3 separate regions of the Homo sapiens genome follow, and all the other regions are linked to region 1. A link is a loop called in an ENCODE intact Hi-C map of the cell type or tissue named here. Cell type or tissue: GM12878. All regions are shown on one strand.

Region 1 (8,000 bases):
GGTTCACGCCTGCTGCAGAAGCTGCCAGTCTCAATGACTCTTGGGGCGTGTGGTTTACCTCTACTATTCAAATAAGTACGCATTCTTGCCGATAGAAGGCACCCAAGAACCTAGTTTATCAGAAAAATGCCTAATGATTTGAATGAGCCTTAGTGCAAAACTTAAGAGTATCTGTATCGCGGCTCGTTGGTCTAGGGGTATGATTCTCGCTTAGGGTGCGAGAGGTCCCGGGTTCAAATCCCGGACGAGCCCTCGCTCTTTTCAACTCAACAAGGTGTGTCTTGTTTGAAAACTTCACGACTGCACTTTGCTGTCCCTGTATACCGTTCTTTGAAAAATTGCAGCTATTAACTCCCCAGGGATGTGAAGAAGCAAAGCACAGAAAACCCCAGGTTATCCTTCTTATTCTCTCTGACAAACTGTAACACATCTTCCTCTCCCTGCCTATCTCTAGCAATCCTGTCAAGTCAAATAAAACAGTCTATGCAAAGTTGCTCGGAAATTTTAGCCCTTGGTAAACACAAGGAGCTGCTTTCTTTCCTGGGAATGAATTGGGAGCTGACACATACTAACATTGTCACCATGTGTAACTGTATGATGTGTTATCTTTTAAAAAGGGGTTTACATGTTATTACATAATATTGCCTTTTCTTCTCCTTTTCCTTTCTTTCCTTTTTCCCCACCCTTTCTGGTGTTTGTTTGTTTTGTACTGTGAGGTAGGCAATGAATTCTGTTAACTCCAGTGGAGCAATAGAGTGATGAGAGAAAGTGTATCTCCAAAGGCAAATTTTGAAATGTTAACTTTAAAAATAATGTTTTGTGGATCCTTAGCAACTTTCTTTAGTGTGTGAATAACTATTACAGAATAAAACGATTCCATTAGAAGTGAACTATATCCCTTCCTGGCAACAGATGGACTAACTTACCCACATCGACACTCATCATCTCTGTCTTCTGTCTTGTTTCAAGGCCCATCTTTCACTTCTCATATTTGAGGGCAGCTCCTTCAGTTTCACATCAGATGAATTTCGCATTTCCTCTCCTTCGGGTAAGGACTTGGTTTCTGAAATCAACATTACCTCCGCTCCTCCACCCCCAAGCCCCTAACAACACACACAGCAGCTATTTCCCCCAGTGTGCCAATCATTTCCATTAGCATACAAACACTAAACAGCTGCAGTATCACCAATCCTTTAAAAAAATTCCTTCTTAGCCACTCTTCCCAATTCTCTTTATTCTGCATAGATAGAAAAAACTTCTTAAAAGTTATGCACTGTGTATCTCAACTTCCTCCCCTCATGCTCTGTCCTCAACCAAGTATGATCAGGCCTTTTTTCTCCACCACGCTACTTGAAATGGCTTTTGTCAAGGTTGCCAATGACTTTGATGCTTCCAGATCTAAAGGTCACTTTTCAGTCTTCGTCCTACTTCATTTCTCATCTCAGGAGGCTACTTTTCAGTCTCTTTTAATGGCTCCTCCTTTCCTGACCTCTCAATATTTGAGTGTTATCTTGCTCTCCCCTTGCCAATTTTTTTTATCTCTCTATACTTATCAAGTCATGAGGCTTAACATAGCATCGTATACTGATGATTCCTATTCATAAGCCTTGATCTAGATTTGTAGATATAGTCACCTGCTTGCCCCAGCATGTGAACAAGTTATAGGCATCTCAGAATTTACTTGTCTCAAATGATACCCTTGATTTCCTGCCACTTCTCTTCCAATTGCTCTCCAACCACCACCCATATCTCAGGAAACAAATCCATCATGTATCCAGTTTCTCCAACATCACATCCAATCCACTGTTCTATCTTCGTCTATTTCCCAACACACTCATTATCACCCTGGTCTAAACTCTCCTTCATCTCTTACACATCCCAATGATAGCCTTCTAACTCATCTTCCTACTTTTTCTCTACTCCCTATTCTAGAGAACAGCCAGAGTTATCCTATTACAATGTAAGCCAAACAATGCTCTCCTCCACTTAAAAGCACCCAATAACTTCTCACATTTAGAACAGAATCTGTGATCGAGCCCTTGTGTGTTCTGATGGTGTCTGTCCCTCTGATCGCAACTGCTTACCCCCTCCTCCTCCTTCTCACTCACTGTCTTCTAGCTATACTGGCCCTCCCACTGTTCCTCAAATCCATGTGCCTTGTTTCTTGTTCCGGACTTTTCATGTACTGTTTCCTTTGTCTAGAACATCTCACTTTCTCAAATATTTGTATCCCCCTCTCTCTCTCACTCCTTCTGTGCTCAAATGTTACCTCTTTAGAGACAACTTCCTTGACCACTCTTTCCAAAATAGCCTCCAATTGCCATTATACCCTACACTAATTTATGGCTGTTCACAGCATTTATCACGACTTAATATTATTATATGCAGTTCTTTCCTTCTTTTTTTCTGTTTCCCCTACTAGGATATAAGCTCCAGGAAGGCAGATGTTTTGTCGTGCTCGATTTTGTACCCTCAGCACTTAGCAATGTGTACTATTTGTAGTTGGCAATTAATAATGAATAGATGAATGGATGGACGAATATTACCACACTTCTGGGCACACCTGCTGGTCTCCAAATGCCACAATTAAAGGGCAATTTATTTCCAGTTTCTGTAGAGTCAGATTGGAATCTTCCCAGGGATAATAGCCATGGCTATGGAATTATGTTGCAAATGGATACCTAAATTGATCTTTCTTGTCTCTGCAGAATATACGCTAAGCACCTTACACGTATTCACTAATTTTCATAATACAGGTATATATTATCTCCAATGTACAAATGAGGAAATAGAGGCACACAAAAGGTAAGCAGCTTGCCCAAGTCACACAATTAGTAATGTGAGAATTGCCACCCCTTGCATTCTAACAGCCCAGCCCACGGTCCCTTCACCATCCTTCCCACATCACTGCACTACCTTCCTTATGCCGCGTTTGTTTTCTACTCGATGATGTTTTACAATGTTTCAAGACCGTTTTTTTTGTAATTGTAGGATTTATTTTTGCAGTGTAGACCGTGAGTTTCTCTTGTGGGCAGGCATTGTTTTATTCCTCTTTTTGTACTCCTCAACAACTAGAACAGTGCAAATTACGCTCGTCTACTTAAAGGCAAAGAGCTCAAAGTACGCTCGTCCACTTAAAGGCAAAGCAAAGGCTACACATGAATTATATTAATGTCCTGGCGCTTTCCCTCCTTTGGGAAACCATGGATTCAAAAGCATCTTTATGATCTTGAGAGGATTTTACTGTCTTTATGAAGTACTTCACATTGTGAAAGACTCAGAAATACGAGACGTTCCAAAATAGCGGACAGCTACATTCTTTACCAACTGGAGATACGAAATTGGGTGCTAGAGAAAGGTGAAGAGACTGTGTTAACGTGGGAGCACCAGTACACTAATCGGAATACACGGATGGTTTCCCCAAGAAAAGGGAAGCACCTGGCAGCGGTGGGATTCGAACCCACGCCCCCGAAGAGACTGGAGCCTTAATCCAGCGCCTTAGACCGCTCGGCCACGCTACCTACTGGCTAACAGTTGGGAACCTATTCTCTACCCTTTCCTCTTTTACCCTCCCCGCCTGCCAACTTCATGATCCTGTATTTGTAGTTTTACCGGATTTTTTCTTTCTTTTCTTTCTGGTTTGTTTAGCTCTCCTTCATCTTTTAAGCCGCACTATTTGAAATTGGTGGAAAGAGTTATAATACATGTTGTGAAAGGCGTCGCGAGAGAGGGAGGGCAACCTTGTCAGGTCTAACGGTTTGGAGCGCCAGCCCCGTGCCAGGCAAGGCGGGTCACCGGGCAGCGTCGGGGCCCTCTTCTGCCTCGGGGTCTCTTCACGGAGGGCGCCCTGCGGCGACAGCTTTCGCCGGCCGCGCGCACGGCGGTCGGTACCTGTTAAGGACGAGATGCCTTCCGACCACCGGATAACTCGGGACGGTCCCTGATTTGCCTGCTCCCTGTCCAACAGCATCTTCGGCTCACTCGGAAGTGAAAACATGCAATTTCATGTTATAACATGCAATTTCATGTCATAAATTATTCCCACTGACGCCTGAACATTTTTCCTAAAAGGGATCTGCAGTCACAAGGCGCCGCCTTCCGGAATTTAGGTGAGAAAACCTGCAGTGGTTTACTTTATCCACTAGGTGTCACCCATGCCCATAGTTATAAAAGAAGACAGTGACCAACTGTAGACGTGGCTGAAAGTTTTATTAAAGTTTAGTAACCCAACCGAAATTCATAGGTGGCTCGTTGGTCTAGGGGTATGATTCTCGCTTAGGGTGCGAGAGGTCCCGGGTTCAAATCCCGGACGAGCCCTGTTCCTTTTTTCTTTCTCTCCCAGTTAGCTGGCCCCCATAAAGTCACAGATTTTTCTGTCAGTGGACATCCCAATAAAACCACAGGTTTATTCACGTTAAACACCATCACACAAAGTAAGCACCGTCTGAAGTTAGTATGTGAGTACTATGTAATGCTCCATTATTTCAAATATATGTATTTCATCTTTAGGCAAAAATGCTCTTTGTCATGGTATTACATTATGAGGATAAATACCAGGTGCTACCACATATCATGTACATTTCTTTTACATAATCATTATTTTAAATCAACCAGCTTTTTACTTTTGCAGTTCTTTGTTATTATCCAGGAATTGTTCATTCAGGACAGTCATATTTTAATAGTTTCACATAAACCTCACTTTGTAAGCGCAGGGGCCAGCAGATGTCGCGAAGTTCTTGTCACAAATAAAGCCTAGACTCCGTCATTCAAGCCTCAGCTCACTGAACCCTTCTGTGTGCGCATGGGGGTGGGGAACTCGTTGGTGTAGCCCCTTGGGAATGAACTTCTCAACAGGGATTTGCAATCGTATCTGCATATTAGAGTCACCTGTGAAGCTTTTTGACCATCCACTGCTGGGTCCAACCCCAGAACAATTACACTGCAATCTCTGAGGATGGGACCCTAGGAATGATTTTCTTTCTTTCTTTCCCTTTTCTTTTCTTTTCTTTTCTTTTCTTTTCTTTTCTTTTCTTTTCTTTTCTTTTCTTCTCTTTTCTTTCTTTCTTTCTCTTTCTTTCTTTCTCTCTCTCTTTCTCTCTTTCTCTTTCTTTGATGGAGTTTCACTCTTGTTGCCCAGGCTGGAGTGCAGTGGTGCAATCTGGGCTCACTGCAACCTCCACCTCCTGGGTTCAAGAGATTCTCTTGTCTCAGCCTCCCAAGTAGTAGGGATTATAGGCCTGCACCACCACACCTGGCTAATATTTTGTATTTTTAGTAAAGACAGGGTTTCACCATTCTGGCCAGGCTGGTCTCGAACTCCTGACCTCAGGTGATCCACCTGCCTTGGTCTCCCAAAGTGCTGGGATTACAGTTGAGAGTCACCATGCCCAGCCTAGGAGTGGTTATTTTTCAGAAAAAAAGCTCCCAAGATGTCACTGGAATTGCCCTGGGAGCTAATATGCTACTAAGTTCCTCTACAAGACACAGCTGGAGACCATGCAGGGCGGGGTAACTCCGTAAGAACCCTGTGTCCTACTCTGCATTCCTCAGAATCACCCCCTTCTAGCTGGTACTTGATCTTCCCTAGTTAAGTTTTCTTTTGGGTACAACCGTGTGCCACATTATTTTGCCTCTGCAATCCTCCTTACTTTCCCAAGCCACAGAAATGGACTGTGCTATGGGATGGTTGCCTACTGAGGTTTGTGCAAACATAACATGTGTTTCCCTCAAAGAGGGAAAAGACAGCCTAGTGGTTCACCCTGCTTATTTGAGAAGGGTATGTGGCTGCGTGTGTTGCGGGGAGGGAGGCTTTCACTTTCTACGCAACGGCTAGATCCTCAGAACACCCTCTTCATCTCTATTACCCTGCTACCAGCGGGGTATTCAGTGTTTACATCCTATAGTTCAGCCACATGTGTCCTGACTCATCTGATGAACAAGAACTAGAAATCACAGGTATTTTTCACTTCATTCCTAGCTACACTGTTGAGTATTTAACTTCTGATACTTCTTCAGATATTTAGAAGAACTATGAAACAAATAATCTTGGAATTATCCTTTATTCCTCTCTCTTACAACTCATGTTCAATCCCTTAACAAATGATGTTGGCTCTATCATCAGAATATTTCCAGATTTCAAACATTTCTTACCACCTCCACCACCACTGCTGTAGTCGAAGCCATCACCATTTCTCATCTGCCCTATTGCAGCAGCCCTTTAGCAGGTCTTTCTGTTTTGTCCGTGTGCCCTTAAATCTATTTTCCACAAAGTAGAATGATCCTGTCAAATCCTAAGAGCTTGTCATTTCTCTGCTTACAACCCTCTGTGCATCTCTGTCATGCTCAGGGTTAGGTTCCAGCCCCAGCTGAGGGCTGAGGGGAGTAGGTGGACGTGGGGCAGGGAGCTGGAAGAACCCTCAAGAGACAGCAGGTAAATGAGACATGGCTTTATTCAGCAGCCCCTTCACAGGGTCAGTGTTACATTTATACACTACACAAACGATAGTGACTGAGAGCCAGGTGGGGAGCTTCTTTATGTTGTGCCTACACGGCTATGATTATATAAGATATGGGACTGTGCACTTGTGCCCCAATCCCACTGAGTCATCTAGGCTGTTTACCTTGGCCTATGCCTGCTTGCCTGCACACAGCCATGTTCCTTACACTCCACCCTCTAGGCCAGGGAATCCTCTTGGTGGGGACCCATGCACATGTGGCAGCACCCTGGACCCATAGGCCACAGCAACAACACAGACAGCAACAACCTACCACTAATATTCCTGCTATGCTACCTATGATTATGAGAGCCCATTGTAGGCCAGATCCCAAAGACGCCCACCATCTCTGCAGGGGGTCATCAGTAAGGTGCTCAATCACCTTAATCTCCTATGACACCCCTTGTGAAGCTGCCATTATATTCCAGTGGTTGTCAGGGATAAATGTACAACCTTGTGTCCCTACAAGGGCACAGGTGCCACCTTGGGCAGCTGCGACTATGTCTAAGGCCATCTGGTTTTGCAGCACCACCTTCCTGATCTGATCAACTTCATCAGTTAACAAAAGGAGGGCAACTCGGGACCGAGCTGTGTGGTCTGCAAAGGCTGCAACTTGCTTTTCTATAGTAATGACGCCTGCTCCAGGGATAGTCATTGCTAAGGGATAGAACCACTAGAGGGCCTGCTGCACTGGGAAAAAGCAGGAACACAGTGGCTCCCAGTTATGTGGCGACTAGGCAATGTGGGAAGCCCAGTGGCAGGCACATAGGGCCAACCCCAGGTACAATGTCCAGTCCAGTTGGCTGGGAGATATGGCCATCCTGTGTCCCCACAGACCCATAAACTCCCAGGGGGCACAAAGTCCATGGGGGCCTGGCCTTCGTAAGGCCGCTTGTTCCACTGCACCCTTGGTGTGGTGACACATGTTATGTTTGCACAAACCTCAGTAGGCAACCATCCCACAGTGACTTTACCCCAGTGCTGCTCTATACATTGTGATACCTGCAATGGGGGCACCACGTGTTCTCCCATTAGCCAGCTCCATCCATCATGGACACTATGAGTCAGCCAAGGGCCAGGTTTGCCATGGGTTTTGTGATGCCTCCTATCCAAAGCCCGCCCTGTGGCATCCCACCCATTGTCCGTGGGACCCCAAGCTTCTAGCCATGTCCAGTTCTTAACAGAAGCAGGATACGCGTTCCAGGGCAAACTCTCCGCAGCTGCTGCTGGAAGGTGGAGCAGATCCAACAGTTGGAGACATTGGTCACCTCAGCGTAGGTGTGGGCCCAGTCCACAATGCTGTTGGAGCATGTCAACCTACAGCCAGAACAACAAAGCAGGCACAGGTATTAACGGGGAAATCACGTCCCTCAGGCAAAATACAGGCTAACTTTTCCTTTTTTTTCTTTTTTTTTTTTTGAGACAGAGTCTCACTCTGTTGCTGAGCCTGGAGTGCACTGGCACGAGCCTGGCTCACTGCAACCTCTGACTCCTGGGTTCAAGCAA
Region 2 (8,000 bases), 120 kb after region 1:
AAATAATCAGGCCAAACCGTCAGGATTGCCCTTTTACTTATCTTCCAGCACACTGAGCTGAGAGCTTCCTATGCCATCTCTCTTCTTGTCCTCAGTGCCAAGCAAAGTGTGTGGAACAATGAAGGTAGTCAACAACATTTATGAGAAGAATAAATATCAGGTTGTGAAATAGCTTTCGCACCTGATTCCAACTGTGAGGCGGCAATGGAGAGCCAGGGAGGCAGGCAGAGGCACTGAACTCATCAAGCTTGGTTTCCTCTGCCCAGCCTCAAGTTGTACCATGGGGAGACAGAGACTCCATTAAAAATAAACTCACAATTAACTTTAAAATACTGCAGCAATAAACAAATAAGTAAAAATAACAAAATAAGGAGAAGAGATGAAACAAGATGAGCAAAATGTTGATTACTGTTGAAGCTGCATGTAATGGGCACTTGGGGATTAAATCATATGCTTCTTTCTAATTTCAGTGCATGTTTAAAAATTTCCATAATGGAAAGGAGAAGAAAGGAAAGGAAAAGGAAGGGAAAGGTAAAGGAAAGGAAAAGGAAGGGAAAGGAAGGGAGGGGAGAGCAGGGAGAGGAAGGAAGAGGAGGGGAGGAAAGGGCAAGGGAAAGGGAGGGGAAGGGAGGGAAAAGGGAGAAGCGGGGAGGGGAGCGGAGGGGAAGGAAGGGAAGGGAGAAAGGAAAGAAAAGAAAAGAAGAAAAGAAAAAGAAAGGAAAGGGGAAAGGACAGGAAAGAGGAAAGGAGAAAGGAAAGGAAAAAGGAATGAAAAAAAAGAAAGAACAGGAAAGGAAAGGAAACTTGAAGGGGAAGGAAATTACAAAAAGGAAGTCTGCTGGCTTTGTAAGGAAGGGGGTAATGAGTAAGTTCAGGCAGTTTTGTTTCATTTTGGGTATTTGCACCAGTATTCGAGGTGTCCCAATCAGAGTGACTCATCTTGAATAAAGGCCAGATGAAGCCAAACCTGCTGGGTTACTTTCCCAGGAAATTGGGCACTGTTAATCACAAAATGTTTATGGTTGAGGAAATGAGTTGATGGAAAAAGGCATTCTTAGTTTAAAAATGGGTTTCTTGGATGGCATGGTGGCTCACACCTGTAATCCCAGCACTTCAGGAGGCCAAGGCAGTTAGATTGCTTGATCTCAGGAGTTCAAACCAGCCATGGGCAATGTCAGGCGTCTGAGCCCAAGCTTGCACGTGTAAGTATCCGGATGGCCTGAAGCAACTGAAGAATCACAAAAGAAGTGAAAACAGTCGATTCCTTCCTTAACTGATGACATTACCTTGTGAAATTCCTTCTCCTGGCTCAGAAGCTCCCCTACTGAGCACCTTGTGACCCCCACCCCTGCCCGCCAGAGAACAATCCCCTTTGACTGTAATTTTCCACTACCTACCCAAATCCTATAAAACAGCCCCACCCCATCTCCCTTTGCTGACTCCTTTTTTGGACTCAGTCCGCCTGCACCCAGGTAATTAAAAAGCTTTATTGCTCACACAAAGCCCGTTGGTGGTCTCTTCACACGGACACACGTGACAGGCAACATGGTAGAATCCTATCTCTATAAAAAAATAAAAATAAAAATTAGCTGGGCATGGAGACTGAGGTGAGAGAATCCAGAGGATCAAAGAGGATCGAGTCAAGGAGGTGGAGGCTACAGTGAGCCAAGATCGCACCACTGCACTCCAGCCTGGGCGACAAGAGTGAAATTCTGTCTTAAAAAAAAAGGTGGGTGGGAGGGTTTCTTGTGGTGGTGAAGGTGTAAGCAAATAAACACATAAAAATAAACATGGGTTTCACTTTAAAGATAATACTACACTCATAAATTATTGCTGAAATCAATAGTTACACCGGAGAATAACAATACTAATAGCCTGTCACAACTTGATCACAAGCCTTTATAATAAAGTAAACTATTCTTTTTTTTTTTTTTTTTTTTTTTTTTGAGATGGAGTCTGGCTCTGTTGCCCAGACTGAAGTGCAGTGGCGCAATCTCGGTTCACTGCAAGCTCCGCCACCCGGATTCATGCCATTCTCCTGCCTTAGCCTCCCGAGTAGCTGGGACTACAGGTGCCCACCACCATGCCCGGCTAATTTTTTGTATTTTTAGTGGAGATGGGGTTTCACCGTGTTAGCCAGGATGGTCTTGATCTCCTGACCTCGTGATCCACCCACCTCGGACTCCCAAAGTAAACTATTCTTAACCTTAATATCCTGTATAAGCAAGCATTACATTTAAAGTAGGGGCATTCCTCCTCTTGCTCTCTGAGGATGCCCTACTCTGTAATAGAGTAGTTTCTAATGAACTGTTTTAACTATACTGTACTCTGCGCCCTGTCCTTAATTCTTTCCTGCTCAAGATCGAAGAACTTGCTCTTGAGGTTTGGAACAGGAATCCTTTTCCAGTAAAACCAGTAGTTCAAACCACTCCCTGCTCCACCTCTGACTTCCTCTTTTGTTTTGAGAGAGGATCTGCAAGACACTAGCAGTTTTGAGGAAGAGTGAGCCCTAGGGAGGGAAATGCTCAGTGGCTCTGTACTAGCTCAACTGTTGGAAGTCAGCCTCACCCCACACACTGGCCTTTTCCTGATCCCTTTCTGGTCTGAGAATGGGCAGTGGCCAGATACTGCCATGAGTAGATGGGAGTGAAAATACTTAGAGATGAAGAGGAGGCAGGAGAAGGGGAGCTGAAATTTTCAAACAATTGTCACTGTGTGATATTTCAACTTCAGATAGTGGCCAAATAAGTTTCAGTGGGAACTGCGTTCAATCCAAATGACAAAACCACTAAAGTCTGAAGAAGATGTACCAGCTAAACTGGTAGCTTCTAATCTTTTGATCATCATGGGTTCTTTTTTCTTTCCTTTTTTTAAATAAAATTTTAAAAATTCCTTCCCAGGTAGCTGGGAGTACAGGTGGGCACCACCATATCCAGCTAATGTTTTAATTTTTTGTAGAGATGTAGAGATGGGGTTGCCCAACCTATTAGACCCTTTTTATTATTCCCAGCCCCCATAGGTCCCTATAAATATTTGTTAAGATATAGTTGTAACTTAGCAAATGTATCTGGGGGACCATGTCCAAAAAAACCAGATGGACACCCAGAAAGGGTTTCAGGAGGTGGAGGCTGCACAATTATCCAAGATACATTGGATCCTATCCACAACTTACAGGTGCAAACTTGATCTTATCTGAGTTTTTCAGTTTCTTTTTTTTTGAGATGGAGTCTCACTCTTGTCGCCCAGGCTGGAGTGCAGTGGCGTGATCTCGGCTCACTGCAACCACCACCTCCCGAGTTCAAGCTTCTCCTGCCTCAGCCTCCCAAGTAGCTGGGATTACAGGCACCCGCCACCACACCTGGCTAATTTTTGTATTTTTAGTAGACATGGGGTTTCACCATTTTGGCCAGGGTCATCTTGAACTCCTGACCTCAGGTGATCTGCCTGCCTCAGCCTCCCAAAGTGCTGGGATTACAGGCATGAACCACTGTGTCCAGCGCATTTTTCAGTTTCATGCGAGTTACTCACACCAACCAATCCCCAGTTAAAACTATGAACAAGATCTACATTGAAAAATATGTGCAGTGAAAATAAACCTGCCCCATACATTCTCTCCCTGACTCAAGTGGGAGACCAAACCTCAAAGAGATGATTGCTTGGTGAGCATCAGTGGTCAGCAGCGTCACAGTTCCTTCGGGCCAGGATAAGCTTGGGAAAATGTTTCTGACTTGAAATTAAGAAGTGAGCTAGTGTGTTACTCCTGGACAATGATGGTTTAGTAGAAAGCAATTCTCAAAATTTAGAATTTCCCTTTCCAATTTCCAAACTCTCCTATCTCCTTCTTAAAATACATTAGCATGTTTGTTGATTTGTATTCTTTTATACTCCACCTCATTCCAAGATAGGATTAAAGTCAGCTTGCAAAACTGTCTGCAATAAATAATCACACAAATCAAATTTAGGTGAGAGAAAAGAGGCAGGATACAACTTGATTGATTATGCCATCACTGTATCGAGGCTAAAATCATTATGCTTCCTGAAGCCAGCATTTTGGTCCCCAGAGCTGAAGTGTGTGAGTCCTTAGCCCTAGGTGATAGATTAGAAGTTTGGATGGTTTAATTCTACAAATGGTGACTACTATTTACCAAATGCTGATTTGACCTGATGTAATTCTCAGGTGGTACTAATAATTTCAAGTGTTGAAGAAATTTTGCCATATAATATTTATACCTATGAATCACCACTTTATTTTCCCATTTGTACTAATAAAAATAAATAAATAAATGAAACTTACCAGAAAAGGTTTTTAGTAAGAATGAGATGACCACAATGGTTTGAATAGTTCAAACAAACTTAGTTTTAGTTAGCATGTTGTAGCTTTATTCGGAGTAAATGTGTGGTTTCCAGTAAGATGCCTGACATGTTAAAATTAGCTCACAGACTTTTTGACGCGTAGAAATAATCTTGAAAGGACAGCCAACAACCATAACGAGAAACAAAACAGAAACCACCTAAGTCAAGAAGGTAGACACAAATGCCCCTCAATTTGCAAATAGATATCTCCCCTGCACCAAGAATCACCCCATGGGAGGAGCAACTAAGTTAAAATTTCAGGATGAAAGGGTTTGCTTTCTCTTCATGAAACTGTGTCTAGTACTCTGGTCAGGTAATGATGATGATCAAGGTAATATTAGTGATCCAAGGAGCAGAGGCTTTTTCCATGCCAAGCCCATATACCCTGATAGGGCCACCAGGTGGACAAGCCAGTCCATCTGCACGATGCTCCTAAAGGGCGGGTCACAGAGCCAAAGAAAGGAATGACTCGCCAGAAGAAACTCTGCCTTTTCTGAACTTTTTTTTTTTTTTTTGAGACAGAGTCTCACTCTGTTGCCAGGATGGAGGGCAGTGGCGCGATCTCGGCTCACTGCAACCTCTGCCTCTTGGGTTCAAGCCATTCTTCCATTCTTCTGCCTCAACCTCCTTAGTAGCTGGGACTACAGGCATGTGCCACCATGCCCTGCTAATTTTTTTGTATTTTAGTGGAGACAGGGTTTCGCCATGTCAGCCAGGATGGTCTCGATCTCCTGACCTCATGATCCCCCCGCCTTGGCCGCCCAAAGCGCTGGGATTACAGACGTGAGCCACCATGCCTGGCCAGCACTATTTTGAGTTCACAGACTAAGTTCACTTGGGATGGCAGATACTGGCTGATATGGTTTGGTCGTGGTAGTGAATAAGTCTCACGAGATCTGATGGTTTTATCAGGGGTTTCCACTTTTGCATCTTCCTCATTCCCTCTTGCCTCCTCCAAGTAAGAAGTGCCTTTCACCCTCTGCCATGATTGTGAGACCTCCCCAGCCATGTGGAACTGTAAGTCAAATTAAACCACCTTTTCTTCCCAGTCTCTGATATGTCTTTATCAGCAACATGAAAACGGACTAATACACTGGCACAGAAGTTAGCACAGAAGAGTTGTCCGTTAAGGTTTGGTGAAAGAGACAGGAAAGGAGAGGAAAGGGAAGGAAGGAAATAGGGAAGAAGGGAGGGAGGGAGCCCTGAGCAATGCGTGGAGGTCAGCAGTTAAGATTAGCTCAGCAGGAAGGAAGCGTCCTGGGCTTCCGTGAGAGGTGACCTCTGACAGGCTTCCAGGTTCCTGTGCTCTTTGAGAGAGTCTTTCTTATCCCCTCACCCAGTATACAGGTACTTTGGCCTGGCCTGGCTGGCCAGATATGCAGTCGAGGTTTTACCTTCAAAGATGACAGCTAGAGAAATAAGAAAAGGGAAAGCATTCAGAATCCATTATAAGACGTACTGATAAGTAACACACATGCAGATCTTATGAATTAATGTGGATCTTCATAGGTAAGATCTTCATAATGGCAATGCTATTATGTAAGAGAATGTCCTTATTCTTAGAGATGCGTGCCAATATATTCAAAAATGGACTGATAGGCAAATTGTCTGCAGCAATTTACTTTCAAATGGCTCAGGAGAAAACAAATGTATGTAGCAGATTATTGACTATTGATGGTTTAGGTGAGAGGTACACTAGTGTTCATTACATGATCCTTTCTACTTTTCCGTAAACTTAACGATATTCCAAGTAAAAAGTTCAGGACAAATGGGCATTAGAAATTTTCTCTAAAATGTATAAAATCCATAGTAAGCACACCTAGCTGGTAACAGCGCTTGCTTATCTTGGCTGAGAGGATAAGGGGTTCTTCCTTGCTTTTTGGTGTGTGTGTGTGTGTGTGTGTGTATGTGTGTGTTTAAGGCCACAGCTAGGACCCTTCTTTCTGCCCCTCTGGCCTCTTTCACTGCACCAAACCACCTGCTCCTGGGCCCCAGCAAAGCAATCCCCCTATGAACAACATTTCTCAACAAGTGTTTCTGTGCCTGTTAGTAGCCCCACACGCTTCTTCCCCACAAACCCTTTCCTCATACACCATTGCCCACACAAAACACACCCCTTTCAAACTGCTGTTCTGGAACAAATGGCTTTCTTCTCTACTGAGTGCACCTCTGCCCAAGGCTTCCACCCACAAACGATTCTTTCTCTAAAGTTCCTGTGTAACCCTACCCCACCCATCCTCTCTGAATCATTGCCTCAATCCCCTGAGGTCTATCTTGCTGCAAATTGAATTCCTGCTGGTGTTGAGCCTGAAAATTTCTCAGTTTGCTAAGCTAAAGAGTTGCCCTTCCGTGATGGATGAAGCAGTGAATTGCTTCCACTTTTGTCTAGGATCGGGCACAGACCTTACTCTTTCTGCCCTAGCACCCCAGCTCCTCAGGTCCCACTTCAGTGGCATCAAGCAGAAGTGGACATGCATGGATAGATATATAATTATTGAAACATGAAAGCACAGTGTAACATCCCACCCTCCTTCTGTAGAACTAGAGTGTTGTGGAACTATAGTTGTTGCTATTCAGGTTTTTGCAGATAAAATATCTTGAAAAGAATTTTAGAGGTCATAAGGTCAACTATTTCTCTCTACAGCTTTGTCAAATATTCCTCTAGCCCCTATTTCAACATTTCAGGAATGTAACGTAACAATGTCTTTTTTGTAGAGCTCTTTTTCTAATATTGAGTGGGCTCTCCTGTCCTAGTCAACTCTCCAAAGTTGCACAGAGTAAATTTGATTCTTCTATATAAATAAGTTTAAAAATAATATAAGGCCAGGTACGTTGGCTCATGCCTGTAATCCCAATACTTTAGGAGGCCGAGGTGCTAGGATCACTTGAGGCCAGGAATTCGAGACCAGCCTGGGCAACATAGCAAGACTTTGTTTCTACAAAAAAAATTTTTTTTAATCAGCTGGGTGTGGTGATATGTGCCTGTAGTCCCAGCTACTCAGGAGTTTGAGGCAAGAGGATTGCTTGAGCCTTGGAGTTCAAGGATGCAGAGAGCTATGATCATACTAGTGCATTCCACAGAGCCTGGGTAACAGATCAAGATTCTATCTCTTAAAAAAATCATAATAATAATATTAATAGAAGACAGTTCTTCACTACCTCCTTTCATCTTCTGTTTACCACCAAACTTAACTACTCTCTGGCTTTTCATTCAACCTAAACGTGATGCCTTTTTACACATTCTCCATCCCCATCTCTTTATGTAGATCTAATGCTATGGTGACAAAAGTTCTGAGCCTGAAGGAATAGCTTAGCTATTCCTTTGCTGTGTGGTATTGGAAAAGTCAGATAACCTTTCTCTAAGCCTTTTTAAATCAGAAAAATGAAAATGAGAAAAATATCAATGATACTTGCTCAAGGGTCTCAGTAATTATCACAACTAAAAAGGACCAAAAAATGTAAAATATTTTGTAAACTATAAAGCACTATGTACATATTACCTGCTGTGAATATTCACATTAAAGGTCCAATCTCAGCATGAGTGTCTCCCTTCCTCCCAGCATAAATTAAGTCCTTCTATACTAGGTTTTTTTGGTAAAATTTAGCCACACACATTGGAATTCAGCATCAATGGCTTTTATGGAATG
Region 3 (8,000 bases), 53 kb before region 1:
AATACAGTAAATTGGTACCAGTAGAGTGCGGCATTGCTGAAAAGATACCCAAAAATGCGGAAGTGACTTTGGAACTGGGTAACAGGCATAGATTGGAACAGTTTGGAGGGTTCAGAAGAAGACACGGAAATGTGGGAAAGTTTGGAACTTCTTAGAGACTTGTTGAATGACTTTACCCAAAATGCTGATAGTGATATGGATAATAAAATGCAGGCTGAGGTGGTCTCAGATGGAGATAAGGAACTTGTTGGGAACTGGAGCAAAGATTATTCTTGTTATGTTTTAGCAAAGAAATTAACAGCATTTTGCCTCTGCCCTAAAGATTTGTGGAACTTTGAACTTGAGTAAGATGATTTAGGGTACCTGGCAGAAGAAATTTCTAAGCAGCAAAGCATTCAAGAGGTGACTTGGGTATGTTAAAGGCATTCAGTTTTGGTTTTTTTTTTTTTTTGAGATGGAGTCTTGCTCTGTCGCCCAGGCTGGAGTGCAGTGGCGCGATATCGGCTCACTGCAAGTTCTGCCTCCTGGGTTCACACCATTCTCCTGTCTCAGCCTTCCGAGTAGCTGGAACTACAGGTGACCGCCACCACGCCCGGCTAATTTTTTTTTGGTATTTTTAGTAGAGACGGGGTTTCACCATGTTAGCCTTGATCTCCTGACCTTGTGATCCGCCCGCCTCGGCCTCCTAAAGTGCTGGGATTACAGGCGTGAGCCAACACGCCCGGCGGCGTTCAGTTTTATATAGGAAGCAGAACATAAAAGTTTGGAAAATTTGCAGCCTGACTATGTGATAGAAAAGAAAAACCCAAACCCATTTTCTGGTGAGAAATTCAAACTGGCTACAGAAATTTGCACAAGTAGCAAGAAGCCTAATGTTAATCCCCAAGACCATGGGGAAAATGTCTCCAGGCCATGTCAGAGACCACCACGGCAGCCCCTCCCATCCATCACAGGCCCAGAAGCCCAGGAGGAAAAAGTGGTTTCGTGGGCCGGGCCCAGGGTCCTAGTGCTGTGTGCAGCCTAGGAACTCCGTGCTCTGTGTCCCAGCTGCTCCCCCTGTGGCTGAAAGGGGCTAACATACAGCTTGGGCGGTAGCTTCAGAGGGTGGAAGCCCCAAGCCTTGGCAGCTTCCATGTGGTGTTGAGCCTGCGGGTGCACAGAAGTCAAGAATTGAGGTTTGGGAACCTCCTCCTAGATTTCAGAAGAGTATGGAAACGCTTGGATGCCCAGGCAAAAGCTTGCTGCAGGGGTGGGGCCCTTATGGAGAACCTCTGCTAGGACAATGTGAAAGGGAAATGTGTGGTCAGAGCCCCCACACAGAGTCCCTACTGGGGCATTGCCTAGTGGAGCTGTGAGAAGAGGGCCACTATCCTCCAGACCCCAGAATGGTAGATCCACTGACAGCTTGCACCGTGCACCTGGAAAAGCTGCAGACCCTCAAGGCCAGCCCAGGAAAGCAGCTTGGAGAGAGGCTGTATCCTTCAAAGACACAGGGGTGGAGCTGCCTAAGACCATGGGAATCCACCTCTTGCATCAGTGTGACCTGGATGTGAGACCTGAAGTCAAAGGAGATCATTTTGAAGCTTTAAAATTTGACAGCCCTGCTGGATTTCGGACTTGCATGGGCTCTGTAACTCCTTCGTTTTGGCAAATTTCTCCCATTTGGAATGGCTGTATTTATCCAATACCTGTACCCCCATTGTGTCTAGGAAGTAACGAGCTTGCTTTTGATTTTACAGGCTCATAGGCAGAAGGGACTTTCCTTGTCTTAGATAAGACTTTGGACTGTGGACTTTTGGGTTAACGCTGAAATGAGTTAAGACTTTGGGGGACTGTTGGGAAGGCATAATTGGTGTTCAAATGTGAGGACATGAGATTTAGAGAGGCCAGGGGCGGAATGATACTGTTTGGCTGTGTCCCTACCCAAATCTCAACTTGAATTGTATCTCCCAAAATTCCCACGTGTTGTGAGAGGGACCAGGGGGAGATAATTGAATCACGGGGGCCAGTTTTTCCAGTGCTATTCTCAGGATAGTGAATAAGTCTCACAAGATCTGATGGGTTTACCAGGGGTTTCCGCTTTTGCTTCTCTCTTATTTTCTCCTGCCTCTGCCATGTAAGAAGTGCCTTGGACAGGAGGGGTGGCTCACGCCTGTAATCCCAGCACTTTGGGAGGCCGAGGAGGGTGGATCACCTAAGGTCGGGAGTTCAAGACCAGCCTGGCCAACATGGAGAAACCCCAAGTCTTTACTAAAAATGCAAAATTAGCCGGGCGTGGCGGCGCATACCTGTAATCCCAGCTACTCCGGAGGCTGAGGCGGCAGAATCGCTTGAACCTGGGAGGCGGAGGTGGCGGTGAGCTGAGATCGCGCCATTTCACTCCAGCCTGGGCAACGAGAGTGAAACTCCATCTCAAAAAAAAAAAAAAAAAAAGAAGAAGAAGAAGAAGAAGAAGAAGAAGTGCCTTTCACCTCCAGCCATGATTCTGAGGCCCCCTAGGCATGTGGAACTGTGAGTCCAATTAAACCTCTTTTTCATCCCAGTCTCGGGTATGTCTTTATCCGCAGCATGAAAACGGACTAATATACTTGCCCTACTTCAGAAAGAGGAAGCCTCTGGGGGAGAAAAAAAAAAGAGTTCTTGGTCAGTTTGCAGAGGAGGGAAGCCAAGCCCCAGTTGGGCGCTGGGGAGGAAGGAGGGTATCACAGTGCATCTGCAAGCCCTGGGCGAGTTCTTCTCACCTAGTCCCATTTGTTCTCTCTCTCACTTCTAGCACACTTGAATGCGCCAAAAAGCAAGCATAGGACACTGTAGGGAAAAGGGCGGAGGCACATCGGGAGAAGGGGCATGTGTGTGTTGGCCGGGAAGGGAGTAGGAAGGCCAGAGTTTTAGGAAAGGGCTGCTTAAGGACTTTCAGCAGACCCTGCAGCTGGTCTGCGGATAGCGGCCGCCCACCCAGAAGCTTTCCGAGTTCTTCTTTCCTCCTCCTGCAACCCCTGTCCCACAGGATCCACCCATCCACCTAGCCCATCCCTCTGACCGAGCCCTCTCACCCTCTTGTTTTCTTTCGCTGAGGGCTGTCATCCTCACTTGTAAAAACAGAGATGCACAGGTGGAGGAAGGCCACAGGCGAGAGCCTCCCGTCCTGGATTGTGGCTATCAGCGCTCTGGGACGCGAGGAAACCACACTCGGAGGATTTGCTCCACCCTGAGAGGTGCGCGGTGGCAACCAGCGCAAGGTTCTCTTCTAAGGCGGGTTCCAATCAACTCTAAGTGTGTTGACTCCAGCGTTCCAAGGACTTGGCTTCCTCCATTTGCGGAAAGTCCAGTGATCCAGCTCTTGCAGCGTGCACCCTTCGATAGCTCAGCTGGTAGAGCGGAGGACTGTAGATTGTACAGACATTTGCGGACATCCTTAGGTCGCTGGTTCGATTCCGGCTCGAAGGAAGTGCCCGATGCTTTTGCATGCAATGCCACCTGGTGCCTGGTCAAACGCCCTGCAGCCTCCAACTAGTATCCACCCACACCCTCCCAGTCAAAACCCAGAGAAACCTTTCCTGATCACCTGGTTTCCACACCTGTGCTGTGGCCAGGAAACACGCCCGTAAGCCCACTCATTCTTCCCACAGTCCAGGGACAGGTACTCTTCAACGCAAAGGGCCCCTTGCTTCTGCTTTGTGACCCAGTCAGCCCCTCTCCCCAACCCCCTTCGCACCCCCACCATCCAGAGCTCTTTCACTTTTATCCACAGACTGCTCTGGGTGCTGAGGGCCATGGACTCTAGCAACATTGTGTGCTCACCATTGATAGATCTCTCGATCTATTAAACCAGTGGGCCCACCATCAACTCCTAGAAGATCAAGCCTGCTGGAAGAGAAAAGGGTCAGAGACAACTGTGACATCCTCAGGAAAAAAAAAAAATGCTCTCTATGCTGTCTCTCTCTCATCTCCTTCTCCAGGTCTCTAGCAAATGCTTTTCTATCTGAGCATTCTCTCTCTCTCTCTCTGTTTTTCTCTGACTCTAGTTCTCTCATTATCTTTTGCTTGTAATGTATAGATGTATACAGACAGAAAATGTTCATTTCTGTTTTGTTTTGTCTATTTGTGGGAGAGAGTTGCCGCCCTGAGATTTTCTTAATAAATAGGGCTTCCACTGGCTCCATAATATTTTCCTTCAGGTTGAGAACAAAAATGTGCCCCCTTCCCACATACACCAAGCCTCACATTTCCCGAGCCTTCGCACCTTTTAATGTTGCTACAGTAAACTTTGGGCTCCTGCTGGAAGAAGAAAGATACCTTCCACTCAGTTCAAAGTCTGCAAAAACACCTATACCAAGTGTCTTACTGGTTGTGAAGGTGTGAGAGAGGGAAAGAGAGTATAAAAGGGCAGACTTGGAAAGAACTTCAGTGACCCGGGAGGGTTGGGGGCTGTTGGGTCCCTGGCAGGGAGCAGAATTGAAGCTTGGGTGGCAGCTGCCACCTTGCAGAGGTACACAAGTTCACCTCCTTAGGCCACTGGCTTGTTGCATCTGAGCAGCATGCTCACTTTTATGTGGGGGCTCTGCAGGCACAGCTGGAAGGTTGCGCCTTCTACAAGAGGAAGATGGCTGGCACAATCTGAGAGCATGAAGCAGGAAATGGGCTTGGCTTTCACCAACTGGGCTTCACCTCTGGGAAGATGAAGTGGGTTCATCAAAGTATGAGCCAGAGAGGAACCACAATGAGTGTCCCCTGGTCCCATCCTATGCTCTGGGGAAAAAAAAAAAAATCTTCAGACGCTTGATATACAGATGAAAATTATCACAGAGAGCACTGCAAGCAAAACAGTGATGGAAATTTGGTTCTCAGAGGCCTTCTGGGAACCCGGTGACCACTCTCCCCTACCCGATGGGCATAACTGCTTTTTCACTCTGCGTCTCAAACTAGAGAGTACACATGTCTTCCCCTCCTAGAAAGCAGATCCTGTTCTCCCCCTACGGCCTATTCCCTACCTCTTCTCTGTTGTATCAGCCTTTCCTGCTTCCCACTGCTGATGGAAAGGGGCAGAGCTGTGGACTCACCAGTGCCCCAGCAACATTCTGTAGCTCTGCAGCCCCAGAGAGATCCCAGCCTCGAATGACATTGCTGCAGAGATCAGCAAACAGAAACCAAAGTAGAACCTTTGGTCTATACTGGATATGTCCTTGATAAGATGTGGCGGTACCAGGTTTTTTGGAACCTAGGCTTGGTGCTTTGAGGGAAAAAACAGAGGTGGGCCATTGAGTGGTGTTTGGTCATCAGCAAAAGTGTGGGTGATCCCTGACCATGACTTTTCCCCTATAAACTCAATAAAGGGTGGGTCTTTTGGGTTCAGCTTGCTGTGCCACCAGTAACTGTCTCACTGTTTGTGTGGGTGATGAGTGGTCTTGGGATAGTGGACACACACCATATGGGATATGAACCCTTTGTAACAATTTGTGGCCTAGGTAAGGGGTCCAAAGCTCACCTGGTTTCCTCTATCAGCCCCCTTTTCTTTCCAGGGGCCCCTACTTTAGAAAGCAGCAGCCTCTGGGAAAGGATTCTTGGTCAGTAGCAGAGGACTGGATCGAAGCTTTTATGCTGGCCTTTGGGGTTAGAGGTAATGGGTATCACATGGTGATCTGCGAGCCCCTGGCCCTACTCTCTCCCCACATATCTTTTTTTTTTTTTTTTTAAATTGTCTCTGTCGCCCAGGCTGGAGTGCAGTGGCAAGATCACAGCTTACTGTAGCCTCGAACACCCGGGCTCAGATGATCCTCCCACCTCAGCCTGCTGAGTGGCCAGGACCACAGGTGCAGGCCACCACACCCGGATACTTTTTAGAAGTTTTTCTGTAGAGATGGCTTCTCCCTATGTTGCCCAGGCTGATCTCGAACTCCTGCGCTCAAGCGCCCCTTTCGCCTCGGCCCGCTAAATTGTTGGAATTGCGGTGCGAGCCACCATACCTGGCCTCCACCTATCCTCCTGCATTTCCTCCCTCTCTTCCCATTATGCCTCAATACTCCAAAAAGTGAGCATAGGACACTGGGTAGAAGGGCCGCGCACATCGAGAGGAGTGTGTTTGAGGTGGTGGGAAGTAGAGGACAGGCTGTTAGGGCAGTGCCCCCTTATGGTCTTCCATCAGACCCTGACGCTAGGCTGGGGTTGGAAGCTGCTTACACCACGCCCATGCTGGTTCTCCTCTTTTCCTCCTCCAGTGTCCTCTCCTCCACTGGACCCACCCATCAGTCTCACCAAGCCCTCTGCCCTCGCCGTCTTACCTCATTTTCCCTCTGGCCACTAAGGGCTGTCATCTTCACAAGCAGAAAGAGCGATGCAGAGGGAGAGGAAGGCCACAGGTGAGAGCTCCTCCTCGTGGATCGTGGCTATCGGCGCCCCAGAGACGCCAGGCACCCCCCCGGGCCCAGAGGATTTGCTCTGTCCGGAAAGGGGCGCAGTGGAGACCGGCGCAGAGTTCTCTTCCAAGTCGGGTTCCAATTAACTCAACGAGTATTGGATCTCCGGTGGTCCAGGGACTTGGCTTCCTCCATTTGCAGAAAGTCCAGTGACCCAGCCTTAACAGTGTGCATCCTTCGATAGCTCAGCTGGTAGAGCGGAGGACTGTAGACTGCGGAAACGTTTGTGGACATCCTTAGGTCGCTGGTTCAATTCCGGCTCGAAGGAAGCGCCTGACTCTTTTGCGCACAATGCTGCCTGGCTGCACCTGTTCCTCGTCAAAGACCTTGCAGCCTTCCAGTCATAACTACACTTTCCCCAGGAAAACCCAGCAAAATCCTGCCTTTCCTGATCACAGGCCTGGGAGCCTATTCATTCTTCCCGAATCCTCATAGTCTTCAGCTCAAAACAGTGCCCCTTGCCTTGTGACCCAGCCAGACCCCAATTCGTGCCCCCACCATCCTACGCCTTTCCACTTGTATTTACAAACTGCCCACCCATCCCCCTGTCCCAGACCCGTCAAGCTTCATCTTTCCTGAGCTTTCACAAGTTTTTATGTTGCTACAGCCAAGTTTGGCTACTGCTGGAAAAGTAAGGATATCTAATACTCAGTTCAAAGTCTGCAAAAACACCTGCACCAAGTGCCCTGCCTACTTGGGAGGGTAAGGGAAAGGGAAAGCGAGTACCAAAGAAGTGCAGACTTCAAAACAGCTTCAGTGATCCTGGAGAGTTAGGGGCTATTGGGTCCATGGCAGGGAGCAGACGTAAAGCTTGAGTGACAGCTGCCTTTATACAGAGGCACGTGGATTTGCCTCCTTAGACAGGCCACTGCCTCGTGGGTCTAAGCAGTTCGGAGCGTTTGCTCTGGGACCTAGAGGCACAGTTGGGTTCTCCTACTCCCAAGAAAAATGTGCTGAGGCCCAGTCAGAGAGAATGGAGTCAGAAATGGACTGGGCTTTATCAATCAAGTGAAGCTTCAACTCTGGGGAGTTGGAGTGGGTTTGGTGGATATGTGGCAGAGAAGAAAGCCAATGAGCATCCTTTGGTCTCATCACATAATCTTGGAAAAAGCTTCCCGATGTTTGATGTAAAGATGCAACCTATCAGAGAGTACTCCAAACTGAATGGCCCAGGAAAGCATGGCCTTCTGAAGCCTGCTTAGGACTGGCTTGCCCCATCTACTACCTGCTGGGTCCACATGAACTGTTTAATTGTGCCTCTCAAACTGGATACTGCACATATTACTGCACATATCTTTTTCACATGGAAAGCAGCTCCTGGTATCCCGCCACCGCCTATTCTCCCCCACGTCACCCCGACTGTGTCAACCTTTCTTCTTTGGTGTCACCAGTGCTCTGGGATGCTTCTATGGCTCTGGAGGCACAGAGAGACCCCAGCTCCAATGACACCAAAGGCAAAGACCAGCTAACAAAGAGGGACCAAAGGTAGCACCTCAGGCCTTCATTGGATATATTCCTGATGGGGCGTGGAGTCACCAGAGCCCTTGGAACCTTTGCTCAGTGCTTTGGGGAAAAACCAGAGGTGAG

Evidence for each region. Peaks named below come from ENCODE experiments on the same cell type or tissue, not always from the same donor. Only the 100,000 strongest peaks of a DNase experiment are listed, where the experiment ranks them.
Region 2: a loop joins it to region 1, with 4 times the contacts of the local background. A loop is called at or near these places in 3 of 110 quality-filtered maps.
Region 3: a loop joins it to region 1, with 2.7 times the contacts of the local background. A loop is called at or near these places in 12 of 110 quality-filtered maps.

The regions. Positions count from the first base shown.
Region 1 is chr14:20,605,653-20,613,652 of GRCh38, reverse strand. It overlaps RNASE11-AS1 (RNASE11 and RNASE12 antisense RNA 1), which reads right to left. Exons shown (of 5, transcript NR_122043.1): 5 at 6,432-7,811. It overlaps TRP-AGG2-5 (tRNA-Pro (anticodon AGG) 2-5), which reads left to right and starts at 4,246; the gene lies at 4,246-4,317. TRL-AAG2-3 (tRNA-Leu (anticodon AAG) 2-3) reads right to left here and starts at 3,521; the gene lies at 3,440-3,521. TRP-AGG2-6 (tRNA-Pro (anticodon AGG) 2-6) reads left to right here and starts at 181; the gene lies at 181-252. It also overlaps LOC124903280. RefSeq lists silencers at 115-304, 3,323-3,552, 4,143-4,312 and an enhancer at 1,035-1,094. In GM12878, CTCF peaks have their summits at 75, 4,109 (motif pointing right) and 7,162; DNase peaks (open chromatin) are centred at 112 and 4,172; H3K4me3 peaks cover 2,353 bases; H3K27ac peaks cover 1,079 bases.
Region 2 is chr14:20,488,311-20,496,310 of GRCh38, reverse strand. No RefSeq gene overlaps it. Among named protein-coding and RNA genes, the nearest start is that of RNASE10, 13 kb to the left of the region's middle. RefSeq lists an enhancer at 4,541-4,640. In GM12878, no CTCF peak of the experiment used is centred here; DNase peaks (open chromatin) are centred at 2,504, 4,470 and 6,550; H3K4me3 peaks cover 2,330 bases; H3K27ac peaks cover 3,264 bases.
Region 3 is chr14:20,658,639-20,666,638 of GRCh38, reverse strand. TRY-GTA7-1 (tRNA-Tyr (anticodon GTA) 7-1) reads left to right here and starts at 6,588; the gene lies at 6,588-6,681. TRY-GTA5-4 (tRNA-Tyr (anticodon GTA) 5-4) reads left to right here and starts at 3,354; the gene lies at 3,354-3,447. It overlaps LOC124903281 (a long non-coding RNA gene), which reads right to left. Exons shown (of 2, transcript XR_007064059.1): 2 at 4,226-8,000. RefSeq lists silencers at 2,980-3,049, 4,998-5,217 and an enhancer at 3,160-3,439. In GM12878, CTCF peaks have their summits at 1,051 and 3,488 (motif pointing left); a DNase peak (open chromatin) is centred at 3,408; H3K4me3 peaks cover 3,564 bases; H3K27ac peaks cover 1,659 bases.